Linked DNA regions of Mus musculus: regions 1 and 2 are each linked to region 3. The links are chromatin loops, found by intact Hi-C in ENCODE. Cell type or tissue: heart. All regions are shown on one strand.

Region 1 (8,000 bases), 76 kb after region 3:
CAGGAGATCCTTGGCGCAGTTTCTTCCGCCAAGAGGGGACCCTTGTACGCGGAACCCGTCCCATTTCCCACTTGCGAACCCGGAAGACCCCGGGGCTTCAGCTGGCTGTGGCAGGTTAGAAGGGAGGGATGGGTCACAGCTGAACCCCAGAGCAGGGATGTGAGGTTTCAACGCGCACCGCTTCCAGCTGCAGTTTCTTTCCAAAGCACCTCCAAGAGGGAAGGAATTCTGCAGGCAATCTAACCGGGAAGTGGTAGTCCCTTATGCCACTAAGCAGATGGAGCAACCCAAAGCCAGTTCAGCCACCAGCCTCAGGGGGCTTCTAAGTGGGGCTCCCCTCCAAGCCTCCCTAAACCTTGAAGATTTCTTTTTTGTCTACTTTCCCACTTGCAACCGATCTGTATCTCATTCAGCAAATTGAATTTGGGACCCCGGGTGTCTGGAAGGAAGATTTCTTAAAACTTCTGTGGGCCAAACAACTTTCCGGAAACCGTCCCCAGTTTACAGTAAGCTCTAAGCCCCACTAAGTTCGTTCGCCCCAGAGCAGCGCTCTGGGTCTTCTTTCCAGGAACAAACACCCTGGAGAGCCCCAACTAGGGTGTTTTAAGCCTGCCTCTCCAGGCAGGTTTGCGGTGGTGGCCTTGGCGGGTGGCCTTCAGCACGGAATACGTTTCAACTCAGATGACCATCGCCTGGACCTGGAGGGCAACGTGTGATCTGGGCAGGCTGCCGTCTGCGCCCTGCACTTTGCTAGAAAGAGGTCATCAGTTTGGCTTCAATACACAAAACCGTCGAGATTATAAAAATACGCGGTCCCCACACTCACAGATCACATCTAAGTTGCCTTTCGTTGGAGAGCCGGTCTCTGTAACTGTTTCATTATGGGTAGTTCGATATCCTTGTGGACTTTCGTTTTGAGTCTTTCCTGACTCTTCCCGGAGCTTGGAAGTCGAAATGCATTTTGCGTGACAGTGCCTTTGCAGATACGATCTTTGAGATTGGTTCCTTTGTGTCCTTGGGGGTTGTTGTTTAACAATGTGTGATTTCCTTTGGAATTTTGAGTTAAGATATATCCATAGCGCTCTCCAAGGAACCGGTTGTTGATGGTCAAGGTTCCTGGCGATTCTTCGCTGGTGTTTCACACCCACCCCTGCCTTTAGCGGCTTCCGGTGCGACCCCAGACTAGAGGTGAGAACCAGGTCACTCCCAAGACAGTGGTCGCTGACTGCGGCTCCGGCTCCGTGGCTCGCGTGGTGATGTGGCTCCACTGGACAGCGAATGCAGAACCTGGGAGCCCGGGCCAACAGAGATTCTGAACTCCGCGCAGAGTGCAGGCTGGGGACTGCAAGATTCCTGTCCCTTTGGGTAAAGAGATGACCGTCGTGGTGACTGACAGTCTTGAGGCAACGCTTCCAAGCCCTTTGTGGGCAGGTGCCCCGCCACCCGCTCTGGCCGCCTGGCTCGCACCCGGGATTCTGCCAAAGTCCTGGTTAAATTTAAAAACCGCAGACTGGCCTTGCAGAAAAGTTTTTGCTGCAGAAAAGAAGAGGCACCAGAGTGGTGGCAGCTGGAAGATAGTAAGAAATGTCGGGATGGAAGACGACCCTCTTTTTACTCTCTTCCTTTTGTTTTTTTTTTTTTTCAATTTCCCATTCACCCATTTCTCCCTCTTCTTATCTCCCCAACTCTAGCACAGGATCCCTTGCGCCTTTCTGTCGTCCCCCCCCCCCCCGCCCGCCCGGGATCGCTAAATCATAGTTCCCCCATTATTTCTAACAGCTAAGGTAGAGGCAGTCACAAAGGCCTGTGGCACCCGTTGCAGACACCCTGATCTTTAATGCTTCTAGTAAGGAATTAAATCTACAGAGCCCTTGGAGGGGTTTCTGGCTTGTTTATGGGGTAGGGTCTCATTCTAGCCTGAGCACCATGAGGAGTCAGCGGTGGTGAGACAGACCGGAATCTATCTAGACGCTATCCCACGAGCTCTTTAGCTGCACTGCATTCGTGGGAGGAGTCCCTGGTCCTCCCTGACAGCGCTCCAAATACAAGGCTTGTCAGGAAACTCAAACGGGTGAGAGCAGCAGAGCTGGGCAGCTTTGCGAGGCTCTTTCCTTCCACTCCCTCAGGAGGACATTGTCAGCTCTGGTGATGCTTTTGCCTCAGAAGGGATTTGGGTCCTCCCAGGGGCATGGAGAAGATACAGCCACCATATTCTTCAGATGTAAGTCCCCAAGACCAGCCTCCTACCATGAATCCAGGCTACCTTGCTCCTGTCTGTTTTCTGAACTGGCATGTAGTGAGGGTATCGGCTACTGCCACCTCTGCATGTTCTGTGCTTTTCCGCCCTCTCTCCTCACATGGTATTTTTCTGTGTTCGAGTTTTGTGTAGCTCTGGGTGGCCTCAAATTCACTATGGCGCCAGGAATGGTCTTAAAGGCCAGGCTTAACTGATCACATGTCACAAATACCCACAGGTGACCTCACTGAGCACCCAGGACCTCCCTCCCCCCAAATGTTCTCCCCAAATGATGAACAAACAACACAAGCAAGCAAACAAACAAAAACCCAAAGAGACAGGTGTTTGTTTGTTTGTTTGTTTATAAATAGTCTCATTGTAGCCCAGGTTGGCCTCAAATTTGAATTTGCTGTTACTGAGATGGGTTCTAGGCTCCTGATCCTCAGGCCTCTGACTCCAACTAGGACTGGGGTATGAGGGCATGAGGGATGGGGTGGGGTGTGTCTCTCTTGAAGATGTTTCTGCCCACTCTTAACAGCCTCCACCAGGGACCAAACGCCTTTTACTTTTACTGTAAGAATATAGACAAGTACAAACCTCATGCTTTTTCGGTCATGTGTTGACTGTTTCAGGTCACGTGGCTCTGCTCCAGTCCAACTTCATCTGTGTGCCCTGAAATTTAACTTTGACACAATCTTCACATCATGAAACAGTATTCCCATCTTGATTTTTTTCCCACCACTGAAAAGTGTGAGCTCAATTTCCAGCATGACTACCTTATGAAATCAGGCGGGGAATGGCCGTTCACCAATTTTTTGGGCTATAATCCATCTTCAGACTGCAACTCTCTGTCTCTGTCTCTCTGTCTCTGTCTCTCTCTGTCTGTCTCTGTCTCTCTCTGTCTGTCTCTGTCTCTGTCTCTGTCTCTCTCTCTCTGGGTTACTGTAGCTTTAAAATGTGTTTAGTTGTCCCCTCACCACTGAGAGAAGCACCTGTTTGTTTGGTGGCACCCTGAGTGTCACAAGAGCCATCTCCTCAGCCTGTCTCTGTTTTTTTTCCCCCCAGCAATTTAAAATGTTCCTACATTTTCATCAGTTTAAAATGGGAATACCAATACCATACCCAAACCCTTAACTGAATAAAATGCAGCTCTCTCTCTCTCTCTCTCTCTCTCTCTCTCTCTCTGTCTCATTCTCTTTCCTTTTTTAAGTTTCCTGAGATGGGGGTGGGGGTGGGTCTCCCTATGTAGACCAGGCTGGCTTTGAACTTGAGGAACTCACCCGCCTGTGCCTCCCTCCTGATATCTCTTTTTATTTATTTTTTCCTTTCCATCCCACTCTGTTTGTGTCTTATATAGCACAGGCAATTCTGTACTATGTAGCCAAGGCTAGTCTTAAACTCCTGATCCTCTTCCTCCAGCTCCCAAGTCCTGGGATTACAGGTCAGTCCAGCTACACAGTCATCTCCTCAGTCAGTCTCACACAAGTCTTTGGAGCCGAGTCATTTACCCTGCACACTCCTTGTGATGGGGTGCCCGGGTACCCATCCCCTTCAGTGGCAGACCTTACAGTCCTCTGAGAGCCCAGTGACTTGGAGCATCAGTGTCAGGGAAGGCCACCCCAGGGGAGAGAGTTCCCACCCTGGCTACATCCTTTCCCATCTCCCTCAGTTCCATCTAAATCCTCTCCAGCTGCTGATACATGGATGGACAGGAGGCTGTGGCCCGGACTTGCTGGGGTTTCCCAAGCCCTGAGCCTTTGCAGCTGCCAAGTGACAAATTCTGCAAGGACTAGGCAAAGGGGAAGAATATGGCAGAAGAGTGGCTTTTATAGTTGTGAGGCCAGTTGAGACTTTTTCCAGGAAATTTCGCTCAAAAGCGGGCTCGTTGCTCCACCCCCTCATCTTCCAGGATTCTTCTGCCCTCTGCTGGTCACATTATGTCTAAACTAGACTCACTGGGGACATCTCTGGAAAGGGAAAATCAGACCGCTTGAGGCCAGCATGTGGAAACAAACAGAGCAGGGGTTGCCGGGAGCCAGGAGTGGGAAAACGGTGTGTGTGTGTGTGTGTGTGTGTGTGGTGTGTGCGTGTGTTTGTGGATGGTGTACACATCTGATACACGTTGAGGCTAGGGGCAATATTGTGTGTCTTTGTCTACTTAACTGAATCTTATTTTGTGACAGGGTCTCTTATTGAACCTGGGGGCTCCCCTGTTTGCAAGACCACTTGTACAGTGATCCCCACATGTCCCATCTCTTTCCCCCCAGCACTGGGGCTATAGGTGTGCACCTCCATTCCTAACTTTTTAATATGGATTCTGGGGATCTGAACTGATCCTGTAAAGTTAGTTACAGATAGTTGTGAAACAACATGTGGAGTGGGGTGTCAGGGACCAACCCTGGGTCTTCTGGAAGGGCAGCAAGGGCCCTTAACCTCCTCAGCCATTGCTGCAGCAACCTAAGTCAAACTTTTTTTTTTTAAAGAAAGAAAATCTAGTATCTTCTTTCCCTGGTCATGTACTGCCTCACTGGCGCTTCCGATGGAAAGAAAATGACATTTTATCTGCTCTCAGGGAACACAGTCCAGCTGCTGAGGTGGACCTAGGAGCTTGCAAGGATGACCCAAGGCTATGGGCATGGCAAGGCAGGAGACAGCTTTCTACAGAGGTGGCATGGTGTAACATGAAGTCCAAGTTACTTCCAGAAGCACCTGAGGTAGCATGGCTTTTTCAACAAGGTATCTATCCTCCAAGGCCCTGAATCCTTCCCTGTTCCCGTGATGTCTCATCTAGTCTTATATCTTCTACTCCAGGAAGCTGCCCTCACCCCCCAATATTTAACCCAGGCTGACCTCCCACTTGTGATCCTTCCACCTCAGCATCTCAAGTACTGGAATTATAGGTGTGCGCCACCACATCTAGCTGAGATGGACATTTTTACCTTTAATTTGCCAGCAAGGAGACTACCAGAAGGCATAGAGGAGTGGTGGCCCATTTGCTTGAGTTAGCAGGGCTGGCTTTGGAACCAGCAGTCCCTTGAGGATACTTCAGTGCTACCTTCTGACTCCACACCCACTCTTCCTTCACCCCACCCCCCCACCCCCCAGCTACTGAGGCTCAGCCTCGAAGCCCCAGCTGACCAGAGGTCTCTACTGCTCTACTCCACACTCCATGCTTCACTTCTGGATCTGAACCCAGCACCATGGGCCTTACCTCATGCTGAGTGGAGATGGGCTGCATCAGCCCTTCCATTTCCTGAGTTCCAGGACCTGACCATTGGACAGGGAGGGCTTGCAAGGGCCCAGGAAGCAGCTTGTATACAGCAGGCTAGTTATCCTAAGATGCCATGGCTCAAGATACCCAGAGTACTGGCCTCTCTAGTGGGCAAGTCACCACCCACCCCACCCCTTTTTTCTTTTTGAATCTACCCTGTCCCACCACATCTCTGTCTAGGGAATGAAGACTGCCACACTAGACTATGTGGCTTGTGCCTGACAGTCCTGATTATTCCCTTCTGTTTGCACAGGAATAAGTGGGGTTAGAAACGATATTACTTTAAGCTCTTTAACCTGTGTGTCCCTTTCCTAGAGGATAAGCAACGTGAGGGCCAGAAGAAGGAAACACATTCTATCTTTGCACTTCGGATTCAAAACTCACTCTACCTTGGAAAATCATTGGCTCCCTCGCTCTGCTATTTTTTGCTGCTGGTCCATGGAAGCTGGGAGATCCGTGTGGCAGGCTAACTCTAAGGTCGCCCCCTGGTGTCCGTTTCTTGCATAATCCACCAAGGTAAAGCACTGCCGCCGCGGTCCACACCGTGCTACCTTTATGGCAAATGTAATTTGTAATTAGCTAAGGAGCTAATTGACTTGGATTGATCTAATTGGGCGATGGCTTTAAGAAGCCTTTAGGGCCTTCCTGAGGTCCGAGATGTTCTTGGGGACTTGGAGTGGGGCTGGGGGAAGGCTAATGGCCAGAACCCTGCAGTAAGGAAGAGAGTCTGCCTCCTATCCAGGTGAGCTCAGAAGAAGACACTTCATTGGCTGAGCAGAGACCACAGCAGGGCAGACACTTGGCCCACAGCCTCTGAGATCCTGGGCAGGAAGCCTGTCTGCCAGGATGCCCAGCTGGGTCTCTGTCATCAACAACCAGGAACAAACTTTAGAGTCACCACATCAGTGAGCCTGCTTACCAAGGGGCCAAGACCTCTCTCTGTCTCTGAAACGTTTGCCACTGCTCAGGGAATCCCTTTTGCCAGGCTGATAGGTGTGGGCAGGAACTGTGTGGCATTGACAGGGTACCATCTTACTATGATTAAAAGTGACAACAAGCTAGATGTGGTGATCCAATATTCTGGAGAATGAGGCAGGAGGATTGCAAGGAATTCAAAGTCAGCCTGGGGGGAAAAACAGGAAAATCAAAGCAAATGAAACAAACAAACATAGAAATTACTACTCAGAGGGGGACATTGTCCAGAGGGGGGAAGTGTTTCTAACCTAGGCAGGTCCTGAGCTGGATCAGCAGTGACACCCAATCAAGTAGCAGAGCTTACCAGCAAGGGAGTTATAGACCAAGGTGGGCCAGCAGCAGCTGCCAATCAGATCTGTTGGTTCCTCCTGCTCCCATAGTTTTTAACTTGCTGGGCCGGGCTCTGGGAGGCAGGATGAGCGTGCATAGAATTTGGTCCTGAGACAGCTGCTTGGCCCCTGGCCTGGCATCTGTTGTGTCAGCCTTGCCTCTGACACAGCTCCACCTTCACCCTCTTCTTCCCTAGCAGGCTTCAGTGACACATCTCAGCCTCTCTTACTGGATACTCTCAGAGGCCCCAAGAAGACGTGAAGGGAAGTCTGGAGAATAAAGGCACCACCCAGGTGGAGCTAGCTTCAACTTTACTGTAGCCAATCCCTACTTCTTCTGAAGATGTTAGCTGAGAGCCATTGGAAAATTCCACTGGACCCCTCCTGGAAGAGACAGCCCAGAGAGCATGTAGGCCAGAAGGGAGAGGCTGAGTAAGCCCTTCCTACCTCATTCCCTAAAGACCAATCAGTTTAAAGGGTGCACTATTCTGCCAATCATATTGTACCTAGTTGCTGATGCTCTATTCCACCCCTGGAAACCATATAAAAACTCACCAAAGTCACCAAACACCTCAGGGTGTTGCTGCCTCTCCTTCAGGTCTGGGACGATCCCAGTGCACTGGAACAATAAATTCCTCTTGCTTTTTGCATTGATTCCCGGCTCCGCGTGGTTCACTCAGGGGGTCCCCGATAAGCTACGGCTCACCAGTCTTACACTTCCAAGTGGACAAGCTATGGGAGTAGTTCTCTCCTTCCACCACATGGAAGGGACTTCATTGTAGAACCATGTCACTGATCGATCCTCCGTCTTAGGTTTGAGACAGGGTCTCTTGCTGAACCTGGAACTTGCCATTTTAGATAGACCAACTGGCTGCCAGTCTCTGTGCTTTGCTTCTGGGCTTCTAGATGTGCACTGTGGCATCTGGCCTTTATGTGGATGCTGAGGATATAGGCCCAGACCCTCACTTCACTGACTGAACCATCCTCCAAATACTGAAGTAGGATTTACCATTAACCAAATGAATGCCATTCCACCTGTCTGAGCCTTTTGTTGCCTAGACACAGAGGATGGGGAAGAGCGGAGGTGAAGGGATCTGGATCTCAGAGTCACTTGTGTGGTAAACTCCCCCTCAGGCCAGCAGCACACACACTGGACAAGCTTGTGACTGGAGCAAACAGCTGTGAGCTT
Region 2 (8,000 bases), 270 kb before region 3:
TTCACATCAGTAAAACCCTAACTAAGATTTACATGCATACATAAAATAAAAAATAAAAGAACTTGTTTTGGAGAAGTACTCTCTCTGGACTCTAGTGCAATCTACAGAACTTGAGAAAATGTCCCTCAGCGTTGTGCTCAGCAGTGGCTGCACTGGACAGCATGTGACTGTCTTCTATGGGGACTATTAACAGGAAATGAAGATTCTGCCCAGCTCTTAGCTCCTGCTTACTGAGACAGAGTCCATGGTGTAGCCTCTGTTTCTACAGGTATGGAACATGTTTTATTTCTGAAGTCTCCCTGTAACTGATCAGCTAGGGACTTTTTATGCTATCCAAACAGGTATTATGGACAGGCAGGGAGAATTGCTTCCTTTGCCAGCAATCTTGGCCCTAAAGCGGGAGATACTAAAGCCCTTGGGCAGACTGTGTCTGAAGGCCTTGCTCAGCTTTGAAGTCTTGGCAGCTTCCCCAGAGGCTTCCAGGGAGAGGGCCTGCAGCACTGTCAGCTCCTCATAGCCCTGCCGTCCTGTTTCTGCTCCCTGTGGTTTTGGCCCTGGCCGTTCTCCATCTTCAGTGCTGCCTATTGCCATTACCCCAACAGACTCTGCCATTGTCACTGTTCCTCTGCTTAATTTCTGTCACTGTCATGTTTCTGGGTGCACTGTACCAACAATAAAAACTCAAAGTAAGGAAGAAAGAGAAGACCTCTCATAACTCCAGACACCAGCATATAAAAAAAAAAAAAAGACCACTCAACTGCCCCCAGATAGCAATGTGTATGTTTATCACCCTGTAATAGAGCTATGTAAAAATTATCTCACATCAGATACACACACGAAATCCCAAAACTTGGGAGGTAGAGGCAGGAGGGTTGTAAGTTTGAAGCCAGTCTGGGCTGCATAATGAAATTTTGTCTCAAACAAAAAGAATGATTTTTGAGTGGGGAGGGGGCACCGATACATGCATGTCTCCGTGGAGGCTACAGGGGTGTCATTCCCTCAGGCACCACTAAGACAGGATGTCTCATCGGTTTGGTGCATCATTGAGCTCCAGGGAGCACTGCTGAGGGGACAGGACCCAGACAGAAGCTCTTCATCTGTTGAACCTTCCTCAAAGCTGATTAACCCATTAGGACTCCAGTGACTGTGCAGAGGTTGGGAAGTTGCAGGTTCACAGCCAAATTACAGTTTATCTTGGGCTATCTCTGGCCCCCTAAACCACCATCCCTTAGTACTCCATGTCTCACCTAACTTCCTGTGACTAACAGATAAAACCCTTCAGAATGTATTAACTGGACAAAACCTCTTTCTACCAGCCAAAAAGTTAAGAGTGTCATCGACTAGCATCTGAAGCCTCTAGCTGCTCTGCTGTAATGTCTTCGCCAATATTTGTAAAAAGTGTCTTCATTTATAACATTCTTTGTTCTGTTGCTAAAACAAACAAACAAACAAAACCCAACTTTATTGAACCATTACCACATTGGAATAAGGAATTTGGGGTAGCCTGAACCTGCATTCCCTAGCCCTGGCCACTCATATTTAGCTTCAGAATAAACACTCTTTCCTTCCCTTTGAGGTGAGAGTTTTGGGTTTGCATTGACCCTACCGGACTCAGCATTCTCTGCATGGGCACTGAATCCCGACCCTTATGCTTACCGGGTGAGTATTTGACCAACTGAGCTCTAAATTGTTGTTATTATTTTCCTTTTCATAGTTTATCATTTCTTTTATTTGGGTTTGAGGTTACTTATTGGACCATGGGCAAATTATCAGACGCTACTCCACTGGAAGAAAAAAAATGTTCCCCCCTCCCCAAGCAGCATTAACTGACTAGCTCCTTACTAAGGGGGAGGCGGTGTGCGGGTCTCAGAAGGCCTTCTTTCATAAATGCTGGAGTGCTGATGGGCTCTGTTTTGTGCAGGTCTTGGGCATGTAACCACAGCTGCTGTGAGTTCATATGTGCAGTGACCATGGCATGACCAGATGACATCATTTCACAGAACTCCTCACCCTTCAGCTCTTACTTGCATCTTACAGGATTTCTCTTTGTAGGCCTGGCTGTCCTGGAACTCACTCTGTAGACCAGACTGGCCTTGCACTCACAGAGATGTTCCTGCCTCTGCCTCTTGAGTGCTAGGACCAAAGGCTTACATCACCACTGCCAGGCTAACTCTTACATTCTTCCCCAACCACTCTTCAGTGACGTCCCCGAGTTTTGAGGAGAGGGTGGACGCGGATGTTATGTTTAGGGTTAAACATTTAACAGTTACCTATACATTGCAGTTTGACTAGTTACACATTTTGGCACCAACACACTACCCATTGCAAAACTAAGCTTTGGTAACTAAGATCAAAGTAGCACTATTCTATAGGCATAAACATAAATATTTAGAAGGCATTTATACGTTTTACAAGCAGTGTCCACTTAGCAAAACAATATTGATAGGTTTCCCACTGTAGCCTATGTTGTCCCCAGCTATGGGCTTTTGACCAGTACCAGACATGGATTCCCTCCCAGTGAGTGAGCCTCAAATCCAATCAGAAAGTATTTGATTATCCCATTAACAGTCATGCCACTAATGTGCCAGTTGGCATACCTTGTGTGCAGCTAGTGTTATATCCTGGAGGATATACTGCTAGGCAATTCTACCGGTGATGTTTCTTCTCTAGAGTCCTGTACAGCCCCTTCCAGCACTGTGGAAGCTACCCAGCAGGGAAGAGGCTTCTGGCACACTTCCAGCTTGATTTTTCTAGATCCTGCTGTTAGGGTCTGTGAATCACTGAAGGATGACACCTCAGGCTCAAATAGTATGCAAAGGCAAAGAGTGTTTATTCTGCAGAAAAGATCAGCATGCAGGGGTACTCCAGAGCTAAGTGGAGACCCTTTGAGGGGGCTTGCAGGCATTCTTTTATGCAGGTTTAGGGGAATTCCATGGAGGGATAGATGACTTTTCTCTTGATTGGTTGACTCTACTGCTAGGGGTTCAAGTAACTCTGAATTTGGCTAGGGCCTTGGAGAGTTTGGGGGAATGCTAAGTTTTAGGAACAATGGCAATGGCCTGTTTTGTTTGGAGGACTTCTGAGGCCAAAAATATTATGATCTCGACCTGTGGGTCTCACCCAAAACTGTCTTCCAATATATTATTACATTGAACAGATTGCAGAGTTGTTAACACGCTGTGTCTACCATGTGCCTGTGAACTGAAATGTATTCGGAGGCTATATTAATGAAATTTTGCCCTGATGAGCTTCAAAGAACCTGAATACTCTTTCATTCACACAGAAAACCACAGCTCTACTGCTTGGGCACTTATCTTGGATCAGACTCTTTCTGGGTAGACAACCCATTTAATCCTTAAGACGGCACCTCACGACAGGTACCTCTGTTGGTCCCTTTTTATAGATGAGGCTTCAAGGAACTCGAGTCCCGGTCTAGGCTCACAGCCAACCACCTGCAGGATGACAAAACTAGAGGCCAGGCTGTTTGATTCTGTGATCCTATCTGCTGGCTGCTTCCAAAGAGGCCCTCTACTCAGAACAATCACAGTTGGGACTGGGGTTCAAGAGGAAAACGGGAGTACGAAGGAAATGTGACCACAAGGTGGCAGTAGAACTCAAAAACTTGAAGAGGTGAGTCTATGGAAGTCCCTTGGGCAAGAGGTGGTCAGAGGTTGGGGAGCACACACAAAGGAGAGAGACCCTTTAGAGCTGTGGGAGTGCTGGCGGGGCTGGGTGATATGACCCGGCAGTGTGGAGGGGACAGTCTAGGTCACAGAATCCCAGGAACAACAATGACTCCAGGGTCATCACAGTTTGGGGGTTAATCTTAACTTTAGCAAACGCTGGGCCCAGGTTTCCCAGTATGCAAACCAGGCAGGTTCTAAGTGACTTAAAATCTGATCGTCTGGAGGCTATTTAAAACAGTTGGGTGTGTACAAATTGGAAGCCGATATCAGTAGGCATTTGACTAACCCATCTCAGCTCAGCTCATCATGAAGAAATGAGACCTAGCACAGAGAAGCCACTTCTGGGTCATTAGCTTATCTAACTGAAAGGCTGTTTGAGGACTTTCAAGGCAGGAGTTCTTTGTTGAGAATACAGCTTTGAGGAGGTAGGCTGCGGAAGGGAATTGTGGGTAGAGACATTCCAGGAGTTGCATGGATGTCTCATGACATCTTTCTCACTTGTCTCACAGAGCCGGGAGTGGGGCTGTGTTTGAATGCAGTAGGTACCTTTCCTTTGCAGAGGGGGAATTTGGGTTTTAGTGCTAAGGACAGAACCTAGGGCATCTCGCATGCCAGGCAAGTGCTAGATAGATAGATCCCAGTACCCAAATATATATTTTTAAGATTTTCATTTTATGTATATGGGTGTTTTGGTTACATGTATGTCTGTACACCACGAGTACTCAGTGTCCTATAAAGCCAGGAGGGCTCTGAATCCCCTAGAACTGAAGTTATAAACAGGTGTGAGACACCTCGAGGAGGCTGAGAACTGAACCTGGATCCCCTGCAAGAACAGCCAGTGTTCATAATCAGTGGACTGTCTCTCCAACAACCCCCCCCATTATATTTTCTAAGTTTTTGGTAAAATATATACAACATAACATCCACCATTTAACCCTTTTAAATTTGTAAATACTGCTGCATTAATGGTACTCAGAGTCTCCTGCAAACATTGTAGCTGTTTCCAGAAACACATCATTCTAAAGTTGTCCCCATGAACGAGTCCCCTCTCCTCAGCCTGTTTGCCCCATGCACTTTTTCTCTGCAAATTTACCAGTTCTAAATACTTCAAAGTCACTGAGCCATACAATGTTTGTCCTTTGGTGTGGGCCTTGTTTCACTCAGCACAGCATACTACACCATCATGATGATGTCAGACTTAGTAGCTGTGGGGGATGGTGGTGTTGGGAGGGGGTGCAAACTCAAGGAGGTGAGGCCTACTGGAAGGTGGGTCACTGAGGACAAACATGGATTTTGAGGCCAAGCCTGAGCTTGAGAACTTATATAAGTAAATCTGTCCATCTTATAAATGTATTTTCTAAGGTTCTTTGTTCCAGTGACAGAAAGCTAGCACAATTCATGTAGTTTATGAGTCAAAATTCCATTCTTTTTATTGTTAAACTATTCCATTTAGTATATGAGTCAAAATTCCATTACTTTTATTGTTAAACTATTCCATTTAGTATATGTAACATTTATGTTACAATTATGTTAACATACTGTAACATATATGTAACATTTTAATTTTTTACACTCACCTGTTCATAGGTGAGGATTTGTGTTTTCCCCATCTTTGGCTACTGGGGATGAAGCCTCAATGAACATTAGCACAAAGTGTCTGTTTTCTATCTACTTTCAGTTATTTGGGGCTAAATGCCTAGAAGCAGAACACTGCAGCATATGACAGTTCTAAGTTTAACTTTCTGCACAGCTACCAAGTGGTTTCCCACGGCAACAGCACAAGGTGGTTGGTTTTAATTGTCAACTTGATGCAATCGCGGATCACCTAGGAAGAGAGTCTCAGTGAGGAATTGTCTAGAACATTTGCCCAATGGGCATAGCTGTCTTGACAACGGTAACTGATAATAAGAAGGCCCACCAAGTTTGGTGAAACCACTCCTGGGCTGGGGATCCTGGGATGTGTTCCAGTGGGGACTATGAGCTGCACAGTAGCACTGTTGTGATACTATCTGCTTCCTAACTATAATGTGACCAGCTGCTACGTGAAGTTCCTGCAGGCTTGACTACCCCCACAGCAATGGACCTATAACCCAGAAGTGGGAGCTCAGTAAACCCTTTCTCCTCTAAGCTGCAGTTGTCAGAGTATTTGATCATAGCAGTGGGAGATGAAACTAAGGCATGTCCTGCTTCATTTTGTAATCAGCAACACCAAAGAGGTCATAACTGTGCTATAGTCTGGGTAGGAATGTGTGTGTTCTCTATTAGTTCATGGTTTAGGAGTTTAGTCGTCAGCTGACGATGTGTAAGGCAGAGCAGGGTCATTAAGAGACGAAGCCTGGGACCTCGGACATGACTCAGAGAGTTAAGTGCTTACCGAGCAAGCAAGAGGAGCTGAGTTTGTACCCTAAGCATACACGCACACACACACACACACACACACACACACACACACACACGCACACACACACAAGCCAGGCAGTACATCTGTTACCCCAGCTCTGGGCGGAGGGTTACAAAACTAGACAGGTCCCTGGAGCTTCCTGGCCAGCTAGCCTAGCCCCCATAGCAAGCTCTAGTTTCAATGAGAGCCTGTCTTTAAAAAAAAAAAAAAAAAAAAAAAGTATTAAGTTATTCTGTAAATACTTGCACTATAGAATTAACGTTTTAAATTTAAAAAGGGAAAATCTAAGTCTCTAATCTTAATGAAGCTAACCTTTCCACTTAAGTTAGCTTTGTGTATTTTACCACAGTTTTAAAAAAACTGATCCTGGAGAGACGGCTCAGTGGTTAAGAGCAATGACTGCTATTCCAAAGGTCCTGAGTTCAATTCCCAGCAACCACATGGTGACTCACAACCATCTGTAATGGGATCTGATACCCTCTTCTGGTGAGTCTGAAGACAGCTACAGTGTACTCCTATAAATAAAATAAATAAATCTTTTAAAAATTGTTCTGTTGGGGCTGGTGAGATGGTTCAGAAAGTTCAGGTTCAGAACTCCGTGAACTCTGAGTAAAATCTTAGTGCTTTTTCTCTTATCACTGTGAAGATGGTAGGTTTTGTTAAATGATATTTATTTAGTGTGTGTATGTGTACACCTATGTGTGAGTGTGTGCATGAGTGCATTTGTGTGTGAGAGTGAGTGTGTGTGTGTGTGTGTAGAGAGAGGGAGAGGGAGAGATAATGCCAGTCTCTGTATATGTGTGATTCATATACCCCAGTGCTCATGTGGAGGTCAGAGGACAACTTGTGGGAGTGGGTCCTAGACATCAAACTCAGGTCCTCAGGCTTGGTGGCAAGCACTGTTTGTAATCCTCTGAGCACTTGAGGATCTTAGCAAAGTTTTATAAATAAAATGTCGATAAAATGCACTAGGCTGGTTTTCACTTTGATTTCATGAAGTGGTGGCAGGGTCAGTCTTCCGGTCTTCAGTGGGGATTAGGAGCTGGCAGAACTTGAGAATGGGGACTGGGGCTGCCTTCTCAGATGCTCACTTGAATCCTCTGCTTGGTTTCCAGAGGTGGCTTCCTGTCTCTCTATTCATGCATGCACTGTGCCCGCTCTTTCCTTTGTAGATCTGCAAGGCACCCTCCCTTTACTGTGCAGAAGTCCTGGTCCAGGAAGTACTGTTGCTTAGCAACAGGTTAACAAGTTCTTCCTCTCTGTGGCCCATGACAAAAGAGCTGAGCACAACCTCCACAGCACTCATTTATCCAACAAATGTACAGATAGTCTCGTGTGCAGGGTTACAGATGAGCAGGAGATCTTTGTCTGTATTTAGCTACAGCAGAATGAGTGAAGATGCATTCTTTTAAGTCAGACATGTATTAATTGTTATTTGACTTGATTTTAAGTTTTTCTAAATTTATTATATGTATGTGTATGCATATATCTACATGTTCCTGGTGTATGTGTGTGTATGTATGTGTGTGTGTGTGTGTGTGTGTGTGTACTTATACATGTTCCTTGCAGGTACCCTTGGAGGCCAGAACAAGGTGTCAGACTCCCTGGAGCTAAGTTATGGGGGCACCTAGGGAGGGAAGTGTGAACAGAACTCAGAGGTGACTAACGAGCTATCTTCGCAGCCCCTCTGACATTGTTTTCTAAAGGAATATCTGTTATTTGTTGACAGCTTCATATAATGTACCTTGAGCATCTCTGTCCCTAGTCTCCCCTATCATTATTCTCTCACTTTCATGGTCTCGTCTTTGTTATTTTTTTTTTTTTTTTTTTTTGTAACCCACTGAGTCCAATTAGCAGTGCCACTCTAGCCTCTGAAGGCACCAGGCACATACATGGCACACAGACATACCTGT
Region 3 (8,000 bases):
ACCATGGGACCTAAGCGGAAGGCGGAGGATCACAAGGGTAGAGCCTGCCTGGGCTACAGAGCACATTTGACTCAAACATGGACAATTCAGTGAGATGCTGGCTCAAAATAAAAGGGCTGTGGCTGCATCTCAGTGAGCATTTGCCAAGTATGCACAAGTGTGCCGAGGGCTCCATCCCCAGCTCTGAAACCAAACCCAGAAAACTTAAATAAATAAACTGTGTGTGTGTGTGTGTGTGTACATGTGCGCGAGAGACTTCAGCTGTCCAGCTATATTGCTCTCTGTGATATACTCTTGAAACATGGTCTCTTACAAAACCTGGAGGTAGGCTAGTTGTTAACGAGCCCCAGCCAGCCATCTTGTCTTGCTGGGGTTACAGGTACCTGTGGCTGTGTGAGTGCTAAGAATTGAACTCAGGTCCTCCTGTTTGCACAGCAAACTCTCTTAACCACTGAGCCACCCCGCAACCTCCCAACCCCTAGCTCCAAATCTTTCTTGCCTTATGTCTGAGACTGGCAGGGCCAGGACAGAAGAGTATGTCCATTCCATTTCCTTTGTCTCAGTCCCAAGGTTAAACCCACACCATCACCTTCCTACCCTGTCCCCATCTAGACTGAAGCAGAAAGAGAGAGGTCTCACACTTCTCTGGCTTCTGCACAGGTCTCTTCTTCTGAGCCCCAGCTTCCGCATCTGTAGCTGGGGTTCAGTGTCTTCCTGTTTGCAGAGTAGCTGGACGAGGCACCCTACCTCCCCCAGGTCTTGATGACATGTCCCCAAGGAATCTGCTGCCCCCCCCCACACACACACACACTTCACTGTGTGACCAGCAGACGTGAGGGAGGCGAAGCAAGATCGTTTTTCAAACAAAACGGTATCAGATGTGTGATTTGGTTTAAATACATATACCTATACATATTCCTGGCAACAGCTTGAGCTGTGCTCAACCCAGGTGGGGGAGGAGGTGGAAGGGAGGCCATTGCAGTGGCTTAAAACACCCCAGATAAGTGTTCGGTGATTAAGTGCCACCATTAGCTCTAATGGGCAATAATTGACGATGAGAAACAATTTTCTAGAGCACCACGGGCCTGGTGCCCCACACCCTGGCCCCAGCGGGGACAGCAGAGGGCTGATTAACTCCTGGGCTGGAGGAAATGTCGGAGGCACAAAAAGTTTCCAGATTCGACCGTAATTGGAAGAAGTGATTTCACTTTCCACAGCAGGCTGATGAGGGGCCACCCACCTGCTGGTGAGGGTGGGGCTCGTGACTGCTTCCTGCTTAGCAGGGAATGGAGTGACACCCACTGCTGTGCAGGAAGCAATGGGGTGGGAGTGGGGAGTGGAGATGGAGCCATACTGCTCACAGGTCCTTCTCTCTCGGTTTTCTCCTGAAGACTCTGGAGAAGATGCCCCTCACGAGCTAGCATAGAGAGCTCTCCATCCTGTCAGGAGACGGCTGCATCCTCACACTTCACAGCAGTCAAGAGCACATGGCTCCACTGTCTTCCCCTCTGCTTCTAGAAATGGCTCCTGGTTGTTCCCAATGGTGAGGCTGAATGCCCGTTTACCAGAGCCACTCCCCTTTGCCCCAATCCAAAGCATAAATAGTCCCTTCCCATCTGCCTTCGTGGCCATCTGCCTGCCCAGCATCTCTGAAATGCATCTTCTTGTCTCACATTCTGGCCATCCCTTTCTTACATCTGTTCCCTGCATCACAAAGTGTATGACTTCACAGTCTTTCCTACCTGGGTAAGGACAGGTGGGCATGAACACTATCTTATGGCTGTCACTGCCGGTAGGTGGTCGCCTGCAAACTGGGAGTCATAGCGAACCATTCTGCTGTGCCTCCTGGCCCTGTGAGAGATGGCACTGTAAATGTGTGCTGAGGGCTGGAGCGATGACTCAGCAATGAGGACCATCGACTGCTCTTGCAGAGGGCTCGAGTTCAGTTCCAGCACCCATGTTCCAAGCTTACAACTATCTGTAAACTGCAGCTTGAGGGGATCTGATGCCCACTCTGACTTCTGCCAGTACCTGCACACACACACACACACACACACACACATCACATCACACCACATCACACACACCACACATTTTAAAATATAAAATGATTTTAGCCAAAAGGCAAAGCAATACACAATTATTAATTAATTAATTAATTAATTAATTAAATGCAGACGGGCTAGAGACATGCTTGGTTGGTAGACTGCTTGCTGTACAAACAAACATAAGGACCTGAGTTTGAAATTTTAGAACCCAGGTGAAAAGCCAGGCAAGTGGCCTACTCCTGTAGTCTCAGCCTGGAGAGGTGAAGGCTGGAGGATCCCTGGGGCTCGCCCACCAAGTTGGTCTCGATGAATCAGTGAGCTGCAGGTTAAAGGAGAAACCTTGTCTCAAAGAAGAAGGTGGCATCAATACAGAGAGAGGGCACCTGAAGTCAGCCTCTGACCTCCACATGCAAGCACACAACCCCCACCACACACATAGCACACCTAGACATAGATGTATACCGAATCTCTCTGCCTCCCCCCCCCCCCACACACACACAGAATACCTCTCAAGTTTGACTTGATCCAGTTGAGCAAGAATAGCTAGCTCCTCCCTTGACACTAGTGATCTAACAGGGACCCAGGCAAGAGCCAACGTACCCTGGATGGATGGGTGGATGGGTAAATGAGGGGGAAAGGTCTGGAAGCCATGTGGGGCCCCAGGAAGGGGTGACTACGTGGCATCCTCCATTGACTTGGGACTGAAACCCCTACCAGGCACAGAGCTGATCGGCCACTGCCTTGTTTCTTGCAGCATTTTAGGGGTGGTGGTAGTGGTGGTGGTGGCGGTCTTCCCTGTGAGAAAGGCCCAGGATGGGTAGAAGCCTTTGTGTCAGCTCGAGCTGTCCGGCTGTGCTGCAGAGGTCAGAACCTTAGCTCCCATCCTGTAGTTGTGGATGCTCCCAGATGTCTTCACTGCTGCCCAGCTGTGTGAGGAAAGGCAGGCGGATGAGCTTCCCTGGGCCACGGCGCCCTCAGTCAGGAGACTCACGGTGGGTGTTAATAAACTCGGAGGGCTAGGCATGAAGATGAGCCAGGCTGGCTGTGGAGCCGCTGCCAGGATCCCTGTGTCAGGTGAGGCTCCGGGCACTTTTAAGGCTCCCTGACCTGTAGGCTGCTATCCACGATTTCCCTTCATGCACAACCCAATGGTGTGACTATTGACTCTGTCACTTTCAAAGCACACAGAATGTAAGGGCGGAGAGCTCAAAGAGCGCCACGGGCCCCACAGCACCAAGCCTGTGCTCTCTGAGGCTTCTGTCTCTCAGCTATTTGGTTACACACTGCCACAGCAATGACCAATGGCCGTCATCACAAGCGCTACGACACATTCCTCCTCCTAGGGAACGCGACACGCGGTGCAAAGACCACAGAGGCCATGGAGCCAAGTCAGCTCCATCATCCACCCGCAGCAAATGGAGTGTGTTTTGCGTCGCCGCCAGGCGGCGCTACAGAACCCGGGCCCTGCAGGTGAGGCTGGTGACCTGGCCGCTAGCACCTGCGGGGGAGGGGTGCGGCGCGGCAGGGACCCGGCCCCTTTGGGGCCCGCTGGGGTTTTCAGCAGCTCGTCCGCGAACATTTGCATGTAATTTGGGAGCGGGTCACATGTGGGAGTCATCAGGCGGAGGAAAGGCTCAATCAGGACCTAATCACTGTCTGTTTGGAGGGGTCTGGGCCCAAGTGAAAAATGAAAACGGGCCTATTTTGTTTGAGTGACAGCCATCAGCAGCCACCTTTGACCTCCCCACTCGAGGTCTGCCCGAGCTTAAAAGCCAATCATCGGGGCAGGGACCAGAGGGGGCACACTCCTCCCTCACCCCATCCACCCCTTCGGAGTTTTTAGTATTCATTCATTCATTCCTTCAACACTCTAGCCTGGAGCAGACGTGTGGGGGTGTCTTGAGCTGTCACTTGCCAGCAAGGCCACCTGGCAGGCGATTGTCAATGTTCCCACCTGTAGAATGGACGCAAGAGATGTGCCTGAAACAGCTGGCATTGATGAGCTGGAAGCTCGGAACTCAGAAGGGACCGGGGCGGGGGGCGAAGGGGGAGGTGGCAGGGCTAACGCTAATTGCCCAGGGACAGGGGCAGAGTGAGGTGAGTCTTCCCTCGGGACTTGGACTCCAAGTCGCTACCCAGACTCGTGGGGACACCGCTCTGCCTCCATGGAAATAAATCCCTCTTTCTTGACACCCCCAGAAGTGGGGCCTGGGCCAGGGGATGAGAAAGGAGGTTGAGCTAGGAGGCTGAGATGACAGTAGGACCAGGTGGCCTCGCACTGTGAGACAACAGGGTTCATCCCAGCGCCTAGGCACCTCCTAAAGTTCATCATTAGGGAGGCATGGGACCCTGGGCCTCCAAGACGAACCGCGAGGTGGCCCCGCTGGGCGCGAGCTCCGGGAGCCAGCCACTGCGGGACGCACGTGCCCCCGGGGCTCCTGGAGGGTCCCCTGCTCCCCAGGAGGCGCAGCTGAGCAGCTCAGCCCGCGGACTGGGGCGGGGCGGTGCATTAGCGCCCGGCCCCAGCGTGTTTATCTGGATGTGGAGCGGGGCCTCCAGGAAACCGTCTGGCAGGCCGGCCCTCGGCAAATGGATTGCCAATTAATCAGCATGTATTTATGAGAGCGTTTAAACCATTATTAATGTAGTGTAAATACGGAACCGCTGGCGGCCCCGGCAGGGCGCACAGGGGCCATCTGCTAGGCGGCCGCATTCCAGAGCCGCCCCCGTCCCGGGATGGTCCCCGCTTCCCGGTTCCCACCTCCCAGCCTGCGGTGCTGCCTCTCCTCGAAGCCCCCCCCCCCCCCCCCCCCCGAGAATTCCAAGGAAGATGAGCTTCAAGGAGCAACCTGCATCCGCCTGATCCCGCAGCCACGCAGAGAGGGCGGGTGATAACCTGGCTGGGTGTGTTCCTGTCTTGGGGACGCCGAACAGGTGTCGCCTGGACCCTGTCCTTTGGTCACACGTTAGCTCTATCCTTGGCCACCTGACTTCCTGCTCTATGCTGGGCTCAGTACAGGAACAGAAGGCTTTGGGTTCAGTACTGGGGACTCAGAGCTGTCCCCTCCCATCGTGCCAGGTTCCTTTCTGCTTTTCAAAAGTACAGGCCCACCTCAGCACACGTTGGGCCACCTTCCTCTTGGGTGCTTGCTGACTGGAGGTCACCAGCTCTCACCAGAGTTGGTCACATCCTTTCTTGGGGTCCCTTTGGAGTACTTTATTGTTTGCACCCATTTTACAAATGAGGCACAGTGACCCAGTGGCAGTCACTCTGGGGGTGTGTGGGGGGGGGGCTGGGTGTTGCTGCCCTCTTTAATATCCTTCTGACACTTCTCGAAAGCTCAGGACCATGCTACTTAGTAATTCGGTTTCAGGATCCATCCCCAGTTGGAACCACAAGTAGACGGGGGCTTCAAAGAAAAAGGTGGAAGCCATCTGTCTGCACATAGATAAAAAAGAAAAAGTTTGATTATTAAGTTAGCAACGAAGGGGAGAGATGACTCTTTTTCTAATTGCTCTTCCAGAGGACCAGAGTTCAGTTCCTAGCAGCCATGTCTCTGCCTCAAAAAACCTGAAACTCCAAGGGATAGGTTGCCCTCTTCCAGCCTTCTTGGGCGCTGGCAGGCACATGGCATGTGCCATGGAAAAAAGATAATCTTGTTTTTTAGAGAAAGCAGCAAGGGGTGAAGAGATGGCTGTCCCAAGCCAGGTAGAGAGCAGCTGACAAAAGTTCCCTTCTCGGGTCACTGCTCCTGCCACGACGATGCTAAGAGTTACCCTTTCTGTATTCGTTTCTTTACTTTTCAGCCCATGATGGCAGAAGATGTTTTCACCATCAATGTCTCTGGGAGGGGCCATTCAGTGTTGTTGACTGGCTAGCTGACTGTTAGGGAAATGTAGATTAAATGACTTCTTGGGTGCTGTTTTCCTATTTTCTCCCTTGCCTGCCCCCCTCGCCCCCAATCACTTGCATAGTTCATTTCAATCTTGCCTATGTCATAAGCCTGTCCCCACCTGCCACAGTGGGAACAGCAGACCTGCAAGGCAGGGACCAGTCCATGGTCACACCAGTGCTGGACTGCCGGGGACACTAGGCCTGTTCCCTGGCATTCAGGGAGAGGAGAAAACAAAGCTGTGGCATGTGCCCCTATTTCCTGGCCCGCCCCCGCCCCCCATTAGCCCAGCGAGGCTTGTTTATATTACGGCAGGAATAATTCCAGCCCTAATCAGAGGCCCTACGAGCTTTCAGCATTCTTTACCCAAGGACACTCTCCGATCCTATAATTTCCATCTCCCTAGACGCCCCTGATTGAAAGCAAACATTTTTATATTTGGAAAGGAAAAGGGCTGTGTGCTATTCATAGCCTAGTCGGGCTGTCCAGAGCTGGGCCCTGGGGGGCAGCAGACCAGGGCTCAGCTTTAAGGGTGGATGTTGGAAGACACAAGGTTCCCCCACCCCACCCCTGCCTGTGAGGATCCTACCGGGGCAGAGGGAACCCTTGCTCCTGAGTGACCACAGGGTTCTTAGTGTGCTGGGCAGCTGGGAGGCACTGAGTGTGGGTTATAGTAGGATCTCTGTCCTCCCTCCCCCCCTTCCTTGCCCAGGTGTGGTTGTTGAGGCCTGTAAGATGTCACCTGTGCTAATGGATCCCTGGAAACCTGCTTTGACACTGAGTCCAGAGTTTGCTGGTCAGGGACACTGACTGTCCCCTTGGATTCCCTTTTGTCCCGGAACCTGTTTCAGCCCTTTCTGATTTTCTCACCTGTCACTCCACAACTAGTCTGGATCCCTCATGAGTCCCAGGCTCGTCCTCTCCTCCTCTCCTCCTTTCCTCCTCCTCCCCTTCTCCCCTCCTCCTTCTCTCCTCCCCCTTTCGGTCCCTTTATTGGTGTATGTCAAAAGGAAGAGGACCCACATAAAAGGAAAAGGAAAGGGCTTTGTCCACAGCTGCTTGGACACTTTGGCGACAAGCCTTCGCAGAGAACGTTGTGGCTGAAACACTTGGCAGAATGAAGCTGCATAGCTCATGGCAGCCAGAAAGTCATAGAGAGGCGAAGACCCAGGGTACCAGCTCCCACTTCAAAGGCGTGTGGTGAGCTGCTAGATCCAGTCTTCTGCAGTTTCTTCTGCCGGCCTCCCCCCTTTTCTCCAAGATGAGGTCTTTAGCACAAATGACCTGTAGGGAAGGATGCGATTTAACCCATAAAGCCTGTGGGGTAGCACTCAATACTTCTATTTTATGGATGGAGAGACCAAGGTTTGGGGAGCCCAGAGAAAGGGACCATAGGACCATTCATGTTCCCAAACCCCGGGGTGTCCGGGTGTCCATGCTTAACACATAAAACTGGTAAGGGTAAACTGGGGCTGCCTGAGACAGGAGTTACAGCCTGGCTGCTAAGTGTTGAGGAGGTTTGTTTTGTGTGCGTGTGTGTGTGTTTGTGTGTGGTGTGTGTGTAGTGTGTGTATATGTGTGTGTGTATGTGTGTGTGTGGTGTGTGTGTGTAGTGTGTGTATATGTGTGTGTGCTGTGTGTATATATGTGTGTGTGTGTGGTGTGTGTATGGTATGGTGTGTGTATGTGCTGTGTGTATATATATATGTGTGTGTGTGGGGGGGTGTGTGCACAGGAGCGTGTATGTGCCCCCTGTGTATATATACAATGTGTGTCTGTGGGGTGTGTGTGTGTGATAGGGTGTGTGTGTGCCCTCTGTGTATATATATGTGTGTGTGTGTATATAGTGTGTGTATGTGTGTGTGTGGGGTGTGTGGGGTGTGTGTATGTGTGTGTGGGGTGTGTGTGTGTATATGTGTGTATATATATCTGTGTCTCCCGTGTGTGTGTGGTGTGTTGTGTATATGTGCTCTGTGTGTATATATGTGTGTGTGTCTCCGTGCTGTGTGTATATATGTGTGTGTGTGTGGTGTGTGTATATATATATGTGTGCTCTGTG

The links. A loop is a pair of places that touch in the nucleus more often than their neighbours do. Peaks named below come from ENCODE experiments on the same cell type or tissue, not always from the same donor. Only the 100,000 strongest peaks of a DNase experiment are listed, where the experiment ranks them.
Region 1: a loop joins it to region 3, with 9 times the contacts of the local background. A loop is called at or near these places in 14 of 42 quality-filtered maps.
Region 2: it touches region 3 in a loop (3.0-fold over the local background); 2 of 42 quality-filtered maps call a loop at or near these places.

The regions. Positions count from the first base shown.
Region 1 is chr13:48,651,982-48,659,981 of GRCm38, reverse strand. Gm36606 (a long non-coding RNA gene) reads left to right here. Exons shown (of 4, transcript XR_382336.3): 2 at 4,809-4,950; 3 at 5,823-6,023; 4 at 7,012-7,260. Among named protein-coding and RNA genes, the nearest start is that of Gm36606, 6.8 kb to the left of the region's middle. In heart, CTCF peaks have their summits at 4,147 (motif pointing left) and 5,997 (motif pointing left); a DNase peak (open chromatin) is centred at 4,071; H3K4me3 peaks cover 1,881 bases; H3K27ac peaks cover 162 bases; H3K27me3 peaks cover 6,735 bases.
Region 2 is chr13:48,994,383-49,002,382 of GRCm38, reverse strand. No RefSeq gene overlaps it. Among named protein-coding and RNA genes, the nearest start is that of Fam120aos, 30 kb to the right of the region's middle. In heart, a CTCF peak has its summit at 3,571 (motif pointing right); a DNase peak (open chromatin) is centred at 3,592; H3K27ac peaks cover 236 bases.
Region 3 is chr13:48,728,247-48,736,246 of GRCm38, reverse strand. It overlaps Gm36784 (a long non-coding RNA gene), which reads right to left. Exons shown (of 3, transcript XR_382338.2): 2 at 2,763-2,974; 3 at 2,163-2,367. Among named protein-coding and RNA genes, the nearest start is that of Gm36784, 24 kb to the right of the region's middle. In heart, CTCF peaks have their summits at 3,483 (motif pointing right) and 4,496; no DNase peak of the experiment used is centred here; H3K4me3 peaks cover 1,945 bases; H3K27ac peaks cover 701 bases; H3K27me3 peaks cover 7,624 bases.